Regions from separate parts of the Homo sapiens genome. Here all the other regions are linked to region 3. The links are chromatin loops, found by intact Hi-C in ENCODE. Cell type or tissue: PC-9. All regions are shown on one strand.

Evidence for each region. A loop is a pair of places that touch in the nucleus more often than their neighbours do. Peaks named below come from ENCODE experiments on the same cell type or tissue, not always from the same donor. Only the 100,000 strongest peaks of a DNase experiment are listed, where the experiment ranks them.
Region 1: it touches region 3 in a loop (5-fold over the local background); 3 of 110 quality-filtered maps call a loop at or near these places.
Region 2: it touches region 3 in a loop (6-fold over the local background); 8 of 110 quality-filtered maps call a loop at or near these places.

The regions. Positions count from the first base shown.
Region 1 is chrX:9,986,441-9,991,440 of GRCh38, reverse strand. No RefSeq gene overlaps it. Among named protein-coding and RNA genes, the nearest start is that of CLDN34, 22 kb to the right of the region's middle. In PC-9, a CTCF peak has its summit at 2,497 (motif pointing left); no DNase peak of the experiment used is centred here.
Region 2 is chrX:10,720,671-10,725,670 of GRCh38, reverse strand. It overlaps a transcript of MID1 not described here. Among named protein-coding and RNA genes, the nearest start is that of MID1, 100 kb to the right of the region's middle. RefSeq lists a silencer at 2,548-2,842. In PC-9, CTCF peaks have their summits at 427 and 2,715 (motif pointing right); no DNase peak of the experiment used is centred here.
Region 3 is chrX:10,634,363-10,639,362 of GRCh38, reverse strand. It overlaps a transcript of MID1 not described here. Among named protein-coding and RNA genes, the nearest start is that of MID1, 16 kb to the right of the region's middle. RefSeq lists an enhancer at 3,996-5,000. In PC-9, a CTCF peak has its summit at 2,831 (motif pointing right); DNase peaks (open chromatin) are centred at 2,822, 4,032 and 4,522; H3K4me3 peaks cover 994 bases; H3K27ac peaks cover 2,051 bases.

The DNA.
Region 1 (5,000 bases), 650 kb after region 3:
TCATGAACTAGCCTCTGCTAGCTTCAAACTTCTTCAGTAGTTTCCTACTATATACACCTACTATGTACTCGCAATCATTGTTTATGTATTATTTACTTATTTATTTTTTGAGACAGTCTTGCTCTGTCACCCCCGCCAGAGTGCAATGGCACAATCTCGGCTCACTGCAACCTCTGCCTCCCGGGTTCAAGTGATTCTCCTGACTCAGCCTCCCGAGTAGCTGGGATTACAGGTGCCTGCCACCATGCCCGCCTAATTTTTGAATTTTTAGTAGAGACGGGGTTTCACCATGTTGGCCAGGCTGGTCTCGAACTTCTGGCCTAAGGTGATCTGCCCACCTCGGCCTCCCAAAGTGTTGGGATTACAGGCATGAGCCACCGTGCCCGGCCACAAACTTTTTTTTTTTTAAATTTTAAAAAGCAAACAATTGTATGGGGTGGCACATTTTGCTTTAAAAACATGTCATTTCCTGTTTCCAGCACACATCTGTGAACATGAAGATAATTTCAGAGTGTTAATCTTGGTTATACCTGAGTAGTGCCACAACAGGTGATTTAGAGTTTTATCCTATTCTGTATACCAACTTTGCAATAAATATATAGTAATTCTTTCATAAAAATTAACAATATAATGAATAATTTGCTTGTGCAAGTAACATGTCAAAATAAACAACTGAGCAATGAACAGCAATAGTGTTCAATTTCAGGACAAATACTGTACTCGGAAGGGCTTATGCTGCCACCTTGCAGAAGAATGCTTTATGAATGTAGAGTAATTTATAAAATCCAGATGTGTTCATTATTTATAACTTTTATTAAAAATTCATACATGCTCAGTATAGAACAAAGAATCCATAAAAGTACAAAGAAAGAAAAAATTACCCATAATTTCACTTTACCATTGACTCAAGATTCTGAGTTCCTAGGTAGGAGAGATACACAAATCAGGGTATAATAGTTCTCTCAGTATAAAGTCAGCTTTTCTGCTATTTAGGTGCTAATCTTGGACATGGTTCTTATACTTGATTCTTGCTTTGTTTACCTAAAATCAAGTTTCTTCATTTATACAAATATCTAGTAGTTTGACCCTTTGACCCTGTTCAGATATTCAGATATCTTGGTTGCTTTAATTTCTTTTCTTTTTTTTTTTTTTTTTTTTTTGAGACAGAGTTTTGCTCTCGTTGCCCAGGCTAGAGTGCAATGGCTCCATCTCAGGCTCACCGCAACCTCCACCTCCTGGGTTCAAGCAATTCTTCTGCCTCAGCCTCCCAAGTAGCTGGGATTACAGGCACCCATCACCACATCCGGCTAATTTTGTAATTTTAGTAGAAATGGGGTTTCTCCATGTTGCTCAGGCTGGTCTCGAACTCCCGGCCTCAGGTGATCCACTTGCCTCGGCCTCCCAAAGTGCTGGGATTACAGGCGAGAGCCACCACGCCTGGCCAGTTCTTTTCTTTTCTATTAAAAATAAATGTTGCCATGAACATCTCACACACACACACACACATACACACACACACACACACACACCCACAGACATACCTTGGATATATTGCAGGTTCAGTTCCAGACCACCAAAATAATGCAAATATCTCTATAACCTGAGTCGCATATTTTTTTTGGTTTTCCAATGCATATAAACATTATGTTTACTCTATATTGTAGTCTTCAGTGTGCAATAGTATTATGCCTTAAAAAAATGTAGTATCCTAAATTAAAATTACTATATTGCAGGCCGGGCGAGGTGGCTCATGCCTGTGATCCCGCCACTTTGGGAGGCCTAGGCGGGAGGATTGCTTGAGCTCAGGAATTCAAGACCAGCCTGGACAACATGGCAATACCCCATCTCTACAAAAAATACAAAAATTAGCCAGGCGTGGTGGTGCACACCTGTAGTCCCAACTATTCTGGAGGCTGAGGTGGGAGGATCGCTTGCGCCCGGGTGGTTGAGGCTTCAGTGAGCCGTGATAGTGCCACTGCACTCCAGGAGTCTGGGCGAGAGTGAGACCTAGTCTCAAAAAACAAAAAACACTTTATTGCTAAAAAATGCTAAGGATCATGTGAGCATTTAGTGAGTTGTAATCATTTTGCTGGTGGAGGGTCTTGCCTTTATGTCGCTGGCTGCTGACTGATCAGGGTGGTGATTGCTGAAGGCTGGGTTGGCTATGGCAATTTCTTAAAATAACACAGCAAGGAAGTTTGCTGCATCAATTGGCTCTACCTTTCACAAAAGATTTCTCTGTAGCATGCGATGCTTTTTGATAGCATTTTACTCACATTAGAACTTCTTTCAAAAGTAGAGTCAATCTTTTCAAGCCCTGTTACTGGTTTATCAACTAGGTTGACATAATATTCTAATCCTTTGTGCAAGTAACATGTCAAAATAAACACCTAGTCAATTAACAGCAGTAATGTTCAATGTCAGACCAAATACTGTGTTCTGAGACAATTTTTGCTATTTTGACGTGCTTATGCTGTCACCTGGTGGAGAAATGGAAGAATCCCACTAATTTATCAACTAAGTTTATGGAATATTCTAATCTTTTGTTGTCATTTCAATAATGTTCACAACATCTTCACCAGGAGGAGATTGTGTCTTAAGAAACTACTTTCTTTGCTCATCCATAAGAAGCAACTCCTGATCCAGGGACAATGGCTCACACCTGTAATTCCAACACTTTGGGAGGCCAAGGCAGGAAGGTCTCTTAAGCAGGAGTTCGAGACCAGCATGGACAACAAAGTGAGACCCCCATCTCTGCAAAAAAAAAAATAAACTATTAGCCGGGCATGGTGGCACATGACTGTAGTCTCAGCTACTCGGGAGGCTGAGGCTATAGTGAGCCGAGATCACACCACTGCACTCCAGCCTGGGTGACAGAGTGAGACCCTGTTTAAAAAAATTAAAATAAAAGTAGTACTTGGATATTGTTTTTAAAAAGAAAGAAAAAGCTCAATCAATGCATGGAGTATGAACAAGTAAATAAAAATCACCTATAATTTCATCATAGTTAACATTTTAGCCCATTTCCACCCCATCTTTATCCAGCTCATATTTTTCAAGCTGGAATCTTCTTTTATATGCATTTTGGTTTTTGTTGTTCTTTGCTCTGTATTTTTCCCATTTTATTATGAACCTTTTTTTTTTTTGAGACAGGGTCTCACTTTTTCACTCAGGCTGGAGTGAAGTGGCGTGATCATAGCTCCTTGCAGCCGTTAACTCCGGGGCTCAATAGACCCTCCTCCCTCAGCTTCTTGAGTATTTGGGACCACAGGCATGCAACACCACATCCAACTAATTTTTGTAAAAATTTTTAGTAGAAACAAGGTCTCCTTATGTTGCCCAGGCTGGTCTTGAACTCCTGGGCTCCATCGATCCTCCCGCCTCAGCCTCCCAAAGTGTTGGGATTACAGGCGTGAGCCACTGTGTCCAGCCAAAAACTTTCCCATATTAAACAAGGTTGAAAAAATTTTAGCGAACAACTCAAATACCACCCAGATTCTCTCATTAACATTCTACTGTATTTTCCTTTTTCTTTTTATTCATTTTTCTGCTCTGATAAGAGGCAGATTACTATAGTCTTTTTCATGTACCTATTCATTTGTTCATCCCTCTATCCATCCATCAATCCATCTTATTCTTTCATACATTTCATAGTAAATTGCAGACATCAGTACACATCCCCCTAAGTTTTCAGCAAGTATGCCACTAACTAGAGATTGATATGTGTTTACACTGGTTTTCTTTGGATATAAACTTTACACTTAATAAACTGTAACAATCTTAATACATGCAGGTTTTGCTCATTTTTTGCATTTGCCGATTTTCATAAACATTTTGCTTAGCATCACATTAAGCCAACAAATTAATCTCAGAAGGTGGAACAACTTTGCAAAATTTAATTTCCCCATCTGGGACTGGGGACATGTCTCCATGGCTTCTTTTGGCTCTTACTAAGGTTGAGCAGTTTGCAACATACAGGGTCTTGCACATTTCATATTAAGCTTATTGCTAGATATTTGGGAGTTTATTGCTTTTTTGTGTGAAAGTACTCTGTTTCAATTCTAATTTCAAACTGGCTCATTGTGTAGGAACACGAAAAGATTGTTGATGTTTGTGTATTTAGTATCCAGCTATATAATTGAACTTTCTGTTGTAGTGTAATAACTTTTCTTGGACTTTTTTTAGGTATAGGGTCAACTTAGCTGAACAAAGATTCACACACCCTTCTAGGATAATTATACCTCTTTTCTCTGTCTCCTGACTTACAGCACCCTGGCTAGAACTTCCAGAACAATCTAGCTGGGCGTGGTGGTGTACGCCTGTAATCCCAGCTATTCAGGAGGCTGAGGCAGGAGAATCGCTTGAACCTGGGAGGCAGAGGCTGCAGTGAGCCAAGATCACGCCATTGCATTCTAGCCTGGGCAACAGACTGAGACTCCGTCTCAAAAAAAAAAAAAAAAAAAAAAAAAAAAGGAACTTCCAGAGCAATCTTACGTAACTTTGGTAATGACAAGTTTTCAAGTCTGGTTCCCTATTTTCAGGGAATTCTTCTAATGTAGTGATTCACAAGTGTGGGAAGACCAGGGTCAGTGAAGGGGGTGCTTTGCTGGGGGGAGGGTGGATTTGAACAAGGCCCCACAGGCGATCCTGAAATGGCCCCCACCACTCCAAGGTTAGAAAAAACTGTACTAATCCTTCATCGTTAAAGATATATTTAAGTGTTCGTTTAAGATAGACAGCATTGAATGAAGTGTCTTTTGTTTTTTTAGTTTACAAAGGGTGCTTATCGGAAATTAATGTGGAACTCTCTCGCTCTTTCTCTCTTTATATATATATATATATATACCAGTTTTACTGAGGTATAATCCACATACTGTACAACTCGCCTGTGTAAAGCATACAATGCAGTGGTTTTTAGTACATTCACAAGGTTGTGCGACCATTGTCACCATCAATTTCAGAACATTTTTGTCCCTCCTAAAACGACCCCTGTGCCCATG
Region 2 (5,000 bases), 86 kb before region 3:
GCCAGGCTGGTCTCAAACTCCTAACCTCAAGTGATCCACCTGCTTTGGCCTCCTAAAGTGCTGGGATTACAGGCGTGAGCCACCGTACCAGGCCTTTTTTCTAAGCATATTGACCCTAAGTATGTATTGTGGTTATGTTCAGTAATGTACACAGATTTTTTTTAATTTACTAATCTTTTAATATAGAATATGTAACATGGCCAATATCTTTTAAAAGTCAATTTAAAAAATGGTTACATGCAGTTTTTTCCCTCGGGAAAAATATATTTATAATTTTTAAATCATATCTTAGAGAATACTATTGTGTTCTCTTTTCTTTCATCAAAACCGAATCTTTTAAGGGGAGTGTTTACTGGGAAAGCCCTTGGGGAAATTGAGAGATGCAATCTTCACCTAGCGGTACAAAGAAGTATAGCTTTTGACTGGCACCTGATTTTATTCACTGAGCTTCTTTAGTGCTCTGAAGTGAACACAGTTGGATTTCTAGATAGGAATTTGCTACTCTTAGTGTCACAGTGACATCATTCCTGGGAGGAGAAAAAAGTGCTGTTTTCTTCTGTATTCCAATGACATAATTGTCCCTCTTTGCAGGGAAATGTGCAGTGCTACAGTTTTGGAGTTCAGACCCATTGTTCTGAACTAATAACTATAAGGCTAGAGCATAATGGAACAACACCTTTAGAAAGCTAATACCCCCACAGGTTTCATCTGACATCTTGAACGAGGTTTGCAGAGAGACACACAAATTGAACCTGTCCCCAATTTTTAAAAATTCGCCCTCATTCTTTAGAATCTAAAGTATTGCAGAATACATTGTACAAATCAATCCCCAAACAAATGGTTTTCTCCATGTTGAGTAAAAGAGCATTGGAATCCTATGATTAAAACCTCAAAATCAACCAAGGTAACTAAGATAAAACAGTAAAACCACAAGGTGGGCCAGATGGCAAAAAGGAAAAGCTCATCTATTTATTTTATTTATCTTTCTATTTTTCCAAAGAGAAATAAGTACTTAAAAATCTACTTGAAAGTCCCAGCTCAAGTGACACCCCATCCAAGAGGCATTTAGAGTTTTTTCCGGTTGGGAAAGATCTTGCCCTCATCCTCTAAACTACAGAGAATCCAGGTCTCTTTTATTGAATTACTATAGTCAGCTGCATATGCTATAATCAATTCTCATCATTCCCATACATGTCTTCTCTCCTTTCTTAGATTATAAGCTCCTTCAAGATGAACATCATACTTTAGATAGACATCACTGGCTTCCCTGGAAAACCCAGCATCTTACTCTGACAACACTCAAAAACAACATGCTGAGGCCCAATGGCTCACACCCATAATTCCAACACTTTGGGAGGCTGAGGCAGATAGATCATTTGAGCCCAGGAGTTTGAGACCAGCCTGGGCAACAAGGTGAAATCCCGTCTCTACAAAATACAAAAAATTACCGGGTGTGGTGGTGCGTGCCTATAGCCCCAGCTACTCGGGAAGCTGAGGTGGCTGATGCTTGAACCCGGTAGGTTGAGGCTGCAGTGAGCCGAGATAATACCACTGCACTCCAGCCTGGGCAACAGAGAGAGACCCTGTCTCAACAAAATAAATGAATAACAATAAACAGATGTTTCCCTAATATCTTACAGAGTAAGATGCCACTGAAGATGGTCCAGCCAACAGTATGCTTTTGACTAGAAGTGCAATTAGCATGCAATACATGGCTACAGTCTCCTTTTACTGCCCTTTAGTTATTTTTTAGCTACTTTAAGTTACAGATGGTTTAAATATTTCGGCTGCGGATCCAGAACTGGTAAATGAAGTAAGAAACTACATCTTTAGCTGGGCGCGGTGGCTCACGCCTGTAATCCCAGCACTTTGGGAGGTCGAGGCAGGCGGATCACGAGGTCAGGAGATCGAGACCACGGTGAAACCACGTCTCTACTAAAAATACAAAAAAATTAGCCGGGCGCGGTGGCGGGCGCCTGTAGTCCCAGCTACTCCGGAGGCTGAGGCAGGAGAATGGCGTGAACCCGGGAGGCGGAGCTTGCAGTGAGCGGAGATCGCGCCACTGCACTCCAGCCTGGGCGGCAGAGCGAGACTCCGTCTCAAAAATAAGAAACTACACCTTTAGTGAAATAGTGCAGTTTTCCTGAACTTCCTGAAATGACATTTTAAAAATCGATATTTGGCCTTACTATGCATTTCTAAGGAGCCAAGGCATGTCAGTGTGGTGTGTACTTTTTGTGACAAATTCCTTTTATGATTCTTAATAGCAAAATTACAGAATGTCATATGGGGGCTCAGCCTCATAGCATCTTTCATTCTTGAGTGAGGCTTGTTTATGCAAGTCTGCAAGAGGGGAGCTCTACAAAAGGAAAATGGGAAGGCAAAGTCGGCCCTGGAAAAATTCAGCCGCTGGAAATGTGGTCTTGTCCAGATAGTGAGAAAATAATTGTCTCCAGGTTTGATGAAGGGTTTATAGCGCTAACATTTTAGGATGAAATACAGCTGGTTTCAGATTCCACTGTCAACTCAGAATCAAGCTAATTTCATGTGGTTTGGGGTTTTGTAACTACTTTTTTGCAGAGTACTTCTCGGAACTTTTTGTTCCAGAAACACCCTTGACATCCCTCCACCAGCACCTAAAATTACTTCAGGCCCAGTAGAAAACTCACTGGGTAGCATTACTGACTCTTCCCAGCAGAGGGCACCATTATACCTCCATCGGTACTGGACGTACCCATAACTTCAGCAAAGAGGTTCTTTAAATTCTCAACCATGAGACACAACCTCTCTGATAAGAAAAAATAGTAATAATAACAAACCTAGCAAGAAAAAGATACTTAAACTTTCTAGAGGCAGCAGCTTCTGCAGTTCCGACCGGGGCTCCCAATGTCAGCAATTGCAAGAGAGGATTCTGCCCGGAAACTTAAATTTCAGGACATGATTTGGCTTGGGTTTCTGATGGCCTCGTCTCCCTTTGTTCTTGGCCATTTCCTGAGCTAGTTCTTCAGTCATCTCAGAAATTTCTGCTGATATCATAAACACACACATCCATAAACTAGTCTGTGATAAAATACATTTCAATTTTCCTCTTGAAGGCCGATATTCATTAACCCAGCAATTTAAATGACGGGATGTTTCTCAACCAGGGAAGGTATTTTTTGTAGCTTTCATCACTGGTTTGGTTGGGGAGAAACGATTGACTAATTCCTATTTGTCTTAGATTTTTGCTTTCCCCCACTGGAATGGCCATTTTTGCCCTTGGGGACTATTTAAAGTTGTAATATCTCTAGATGATTTATAACAAGTAAGTAGCCAGCATTGCTAAATATCCAGGCACATCTCATATCCTTAGATGCATTTTTGAGACTCAAATTTCAATAATTTGCCGTGTCTTTATAATATCAACATGCACACCAGTAGAATAAGGTAGTGGGGGAGATTGTTTTACACAGAAAAAGAAAATGTTAGAACTAGAAGAAGCTTTAGAGAAATTTATGTCTCCTGTCTCCCAACCTCTGGATAAGTAGCATCATCTATTAAGTGATTTTTTTTTTTGCAGCCATATGCTTGCTTTTAAAATTATACTTAGCATAGGATAACATAAAAATGCTTTTTCTAATCACACATTCATTCAGAGATATAAGGAGATGGCCAAAGAACTATGTTGGTGGCAGTTTGGAAATATTTCTACACATAATCTCCCAAAAAGCAAGCCTGTACCCTGCAGAAGAAGGTCGTCTTCTTCTTTCTTTTCTTCTCTTTTTGTAGTGACAGTAATCTTGCTATGTTGCCCAGCCTGGTCTTAAACTCCTGGCCTCAAGCGATCTTCCCACCTCAGCCTCTCAAATATCTGGGATTATAGGCACAAGCCACCATGCTTGGCTGTATTCTTTATTGAGTGCAAAACTAATGATTTAGCTTTAATTTTCAGAAAGTTTTTTTTTTTTTTTTAGATTTAAATCCCTTTTGCCCGAGAAAACAATTATTGGTTTTTGCTAGCATCATTTGTTAAGGAAGTTTTTTGCCCCCACAATCCTCACATTCCAGATTGTACTGTAGGTGGGAGAAATTTGATTCTGTGTTTTCGGCACAGAATGACCATAGAAAATACTTATTGATAGTTGAATGTTACTGAAACATTAGCAAAGAATGCTGTGTCTTTAGATCTGATAAGTGAGAAACCCACAAAATTACACTTTATATGAATTTATCTGAGTTTGCAACATCCAAACCTCTTAAATCTGTTATTCCTCAGCTTCTTTGGTCCTTTGGAATCCAAAGGACCCAAAGGATACAGTATTGTATTAATTACTCTTTAATTCACACTAGAGAAAGTTGACCTCTAGTTCTGATTACATACAGAGAAATATATCTATTCACATACACACATATGTATGGAAAATATTCTGTTTAACACAAGAAAACCCCTTAACACCCAACTTCATTTTTCTTTATTTATTTTTCTTTTTTTTATTATACTTTAAGTTTTAGGGTACATATGCACCACGGGCAGGTTTGTTACATATGTATACATGTGCCATGTTGGCGTGCTGCACCCATTAACTCGTCATTTAACATTAGGTATATCTCCTAATGCTATCCCTCCCGCCTCCCCCCACCCCACAACAGGCCCTGGTGTGTGATGTTCCCCTTCCTGTGTCCATGTGTTCTCATTGTTCAATTCCCACCTATGAGTGAGAACATGCGGTGTTCGGTTTTTTGTCCTTGCGATAGTTTGCTGAGAATGATGGTTTCCAGCTTCATCCATGTCCCTACAAAGGACATGAACTCATCATTTTTTATGGCTGCATAGTATTCCATGGTGTATATGTGCCACATTTTCTTAATCCAGTCTATCATTGTTGGACATTTGGGTTGGTTCCAAGTCTTTGCTATTGTGAATAGTGCCGCAATAAACATACGTGTGCATGTGTCTTTATAACAGCATGATTTATAATCCTTTAGGTATATACCCAGTAATGGGATGGCTGGGTCAAATG
Region 3 (5,000 bases):
ATCACGTAGTTCTCATGCCATGGTTTTCAGCTCAGTCAGGTCATTTAAGGACTTCTCTACACTGTTTATTCTAGTTAGCCATTCATCTCATCTTTTTGCAAGGTTTTTAGCTTCTTTGTGATGGGTTCAAACATCCTCCTTTAGCTCGGAGAAGTTTGTTATTACTGATCACCTGAAGCCTTCTTCTCTCAACTCGTCAAAGTCATTCTCTGTCCAGCTTTGTTCCATTGCTGGCAAGGACCTGCGTTCCTTTGGAGGAGAAGACGTGTGCTGGTTTTTAGAATTTTCAGCTTTTCTGCTCTGGTTTCTCCCCATCTTTGTGGTTTTATCTACCTTTGGTCTTTGATGATGGTGATGTACAGATGGGGTTTTGGTGTGAATGTCCTTTCTCTTTGTTAGTTTTCCTTCTAACAGTCATGACTCTCAGCTGCAGGTCTGCTGGAGTTTGCTGGAGGTCCACTCCAGGCCCTGTTTGCCTGGGTATCACCAGCAGAGGCTGCAGAACAGCAAATGTTGCAGAACAGCAAATTTTGCTATCTGATCCTTCCTCTGGAAGCTTCATCTCAGAGGGGCACCCAGCTGTATGAGGTGTCAGTTGGCCCTTACTGGGATGTGTCTCCCAGTTAGGCTACTTGGGGGTCAGGGACCCACTTGAGGAGGCAGTCTGTCTGTTCTCAGATCTCAAACTCCATGCTGGGAGAAGCACTACTCTCTTCAAAGCTGTCAGACAGGGACATTTAAGTCTGCAGAAGTTTCTGCTGCCTTTTGTTCAGCTATGCCCTGACCCCAGAGGTGGAGTCTACAGAGGCAGGCAGGCCTCCTTGAGCTGCAGTGGGCTCCACCCAGTTTGAGCTTCCTGGCAGCTTTGTTCACCTTCTCAAGCCTCAGCAATGGCGGACGCCCCTCCCTCCACCTCGCTGCCACCTTGCAGTTCGATCTCAGATTGCTGTGCTAGCAGTGAGCCAGGCTCTGTGGGTGTGGGACCCTCCGAGCCATGCGCAGGATATAATCTCCTGGTGTGCCGTTTGCTAAGGCCATTGGAAAAGCACAGTATTAGGGTGGGAGTGTCCCGATTTTCCAGTTGCTGTCTGTCACGGCTTCCCTTTTCTAGGAAAGGGAATTCCCCAACCCCTTGTGCTTCCCAGGTGAGGCAACGCCCTGCCCTGCTCTGTGGGCTGCACCCACTGTCTGACAAGCCCCAATGAGATGAACCTGGTACCTCAGTTGGAATATGCTGGGAGCTGCAGACTGGAGCTGTTCCTATTCAGCCATCTTGGATGACAAGGCCAATATCCTACTGTTATTAAACTTTTCTTCTGCCAGAGAACTTTGTCCATCTTTTCCCACTTCCCGAGTGTATTTGCCGACATTACTCTCTGTACTTTTTTTAAAAAAGAAACTCTTGATTTTGGAACATTTTAAGATTTACAGAAAGTTGCAAAGGTAGTACAGAGAGTTCCTGCATGCCTTTCCCCCAGCCTCCCCTGTTATGAACATCTTACCTAATGGTGGCACATTTGTCCAGACTAAGAAGTTCATCTGTACATTACTATTAATTCCTTGTACTTCCAAATAGCTGCTGTCTCTTTTTCAGGCATTAATTAGGAGCCCAGATAATTCTAATGTTGATATTTGATTGAACCAGGATACTTCCTTGTGAATAAGAAGTGGGCTCTATAAATTCAACATTGTACACACAAGTTATCATAGGTCTTTCTTTCTTTCTTTTTTTTTTTTTTAGATGGAGTCTTGCTCTGTCACCCAGGCTGGAGTACAGTGGTGCAATCTCGGCTCACTCCAACCTCTGCCTCCTGGGTTCAAGCGATTGTCCTGCCTCAGCTTCCTGAGTAGCTGGGATTACAGGCGTGCACCACCATGCCTGGCTAATTTTTGTATTTTTAGTAGAGATGGAGTTTCACCATGTTGGTCAGGCTGGTCTTGAACTCCTGATACCATAGATCTTTTGTAGGGTCCATGTGGTCCTAACAAAATTCCATCACCTCTGGCAGGCCCAGAGAACTGCTGGTTAATTACTAAAAAAAAAAATACATAAAGCAGACTCCTATTGAAACCAATTTAAAATATGTGTTTGAGTATTCACAAACTTACCCTCACTGTGTTTGAAACCTTCAAGTTTTTTTTGGTGAACACAGAATATCTGTTTTTGAACAAAACATTCTAACCTGATGTGTAAATGTGATATGCTCATAGAAAGGGAGCTGAAGATTGCAGCACTCTTTTGGACATGATATTTGATACAAGTTAGATTATAAGACTCAAGATTTTGAAAAGGGCCCCTTGGAAACTTCCCAGATGAGATGGTTCAATGGGGAACATACCAGATGGAATGTATAGGCCTCTGTCCTAAACAGATGTTGTACAGCTGGGAAAGCTGTGACAAGAAAATGCACCCCAAATGCTTCTGATGGACAGATCTCTGTGCACACATGCACACACACACACACACACACACACAGCGTTTTAAGAATCAAAATATTCAGATTGCTTAAAAATTAGAATTTCAGGTGTCAGTCACCAGTGGTGTATATATATATATATATATATATATATATATATCCCCATTGTTGGAATGGCCCAGTTTGTCAGCATCAAATCCATAGTCCATCTGTGATTGCCCTTGAAACTGATGAATTCACTTCAATTCCAACCTAATCAATTCTGAACTAGTGCCTTGAAGTCATTTAAATAGTAACTTCCTTTGCACAAAATCTTAAGACCGTGGAGAGTGGAGGTCAAGAGAACACTAGTAAGGTGGCCTCTGACTTCTTGAGCTTTTGACATTCAGCCACCAGAGGCTGCTCTGAGACCATTATCCTCTTTTCACTCCGGGTCCAAATCCCAACGGTGAAACCTGTAAGGACTGATTTTGTTTCCATTGCTTTGAATTTTCCTTCCTCAATGCAGTTCCCTGGAGGTCTGCTGTTTGGAGAAGATGATTAATTATAGTTAAAGAGGAACAGCTGAAAGAAGAAAAAAACTACAGATTACTGTTTTGCCCTCCTCTCTATTTTTAAACTCTTAATCTTGTTCTGTTTCTTTTAAATAAAAGAAAATTGGTCAGGGTGGAAAGAGAAAGTGCTTTCTTACTGGCACTGGCTAATTTTTCTTCATTTTTCCCCTCTGTGTTGCTGGATTTTCAAAGAACATTTCTGAAGGGTTTTAAATCTTTATTCCACAATACTTACTTCCACATGGTTTCTATTCTTCCAGATTTTGCCAGCATTTTATAGTTGCTTTCATGCTGTTCCCTCTGTTTTATGTTTTTAAATCTTTGCCTTTCTCCTTTCTCTCTATCTAACAAAGCAAATCCAAAATTAAATGGAATATCTATAGTTAGGTAAGAAGGATTAAAAATGGTTTTGTTGCCTCTAACATATTTTGTAGTCTGGGACAACTAAGCACTGATTTAAATTGTTAACTGAAGAATGAAACCAGTTTCTTCATGTGACATTGCTTTCAATCTTCACGAGTGAAGACATGACTGTGACAGACAATGACCAGCCTGTCAAAAATAAGTGTTTTTATGTTATTGTTACATACACCACCCTAATTATTATACTTCCATATTTATGAAAGTAAGTTACTATGTAAAGAACTTAAGTTCTAAAGCCATGGCAAATACTAAATTAATAGTTTTGCAGCAGACAAAGTAATCAATGTGTAAATGACCTGGAGAATTTCAGCATGACAATTCTTTCATTCTAGACTTATTCTTTTTTTTTCTTAGTAAAATTCCATGTCTGATTGGAAAAGGTATAATTTAAATGTATGCATTCTTATAGAAGGCATATAGAAAACATGCTCATTTTCTACAGATTACAGAAAAATCAATTGAGTTGCAAGGAAAATGAATACTTATTTTATTAATTTCTATTTGCAGTAAAAGATGGAAATGTAAAGATTTCCTTTTGCTCTGAAAAGGAATTCTTGAGATACCATGAAACATTCCTAAGTGGTATCATATTCATAGAGTGGAACTATCATTAGAAGCATTTGAAATGTTTGGTATTTCACCTCAAGTGTAATCATAATGGTAAAGATTCTTAATATTGGTGACTAAAGTAGGATACATGTGGGTTTATATTTTCAGGTAGAATACTGGCAGCTACAGTATGTCAACTGGAGCATATTTCACCAAATGCCTTGACAAAGATGGAATGACAATGAAATTGCTAGATCTCTTCTCTGGGGCAGGTTATGCTTTTCAACTTGCCCCTACTAAGGAGAGTACCAGAAGCCATTTGCCCATGAGTAATACCTTATTAAACCATCATGATTTAATGTGGCATATTTTTCTCTCAATTTGCATGCCTGACAGTCGACTTCCTGAATATCACATTCGAGCTGAGCCACAGAAGAAAAATAGACCCACTGAAGTAGCATTAGGTCAGCTTCGCGGGATGCATTAGCAACCTGTCTGAACAAAGACGGGGGACTCAGGCGCAGAAAATCATAACGTGGCCCCAGGCCCTGGGAGGTGGCCCCATTGCCTTGCAAATGTATCGCATGACTCATTATTAAACACACCAAGAACAGACGAATTCCAGGCGAGTGAAGCATCCACTGATTCAATTGCAGTTAGGTGGGTTGTACGATATTCGTCTTACTTGCTTTTCCTTAAAGAACACCCACACCATCTCTTACGCTCTTGAACACGGCACGTCAAATGCATGAAGCAAGTGTATTAAGATAAAAATTGCTAGCATTAAATACAGGCACTTAAATTAGTATAACCCTCTGGCCAGATATAGTGCACTAAATTGCACAGGCTTTAAAATGCCAGCACTCAATTTAAAAAAAAAAAAATGTATCCATAGCAACCTCTTTGTTAAGGGAATAGTTACCAGGAAGGATACACATCTTTCCAGAGAATCAGAGATAAAACCATATTAGTTAACTGGATGATATTACTTGGATTTAAATTTAACTAGAGGCATGGTTCAGGAGAAGGGGCTTTTTAAAAACTTTACAACTTATAT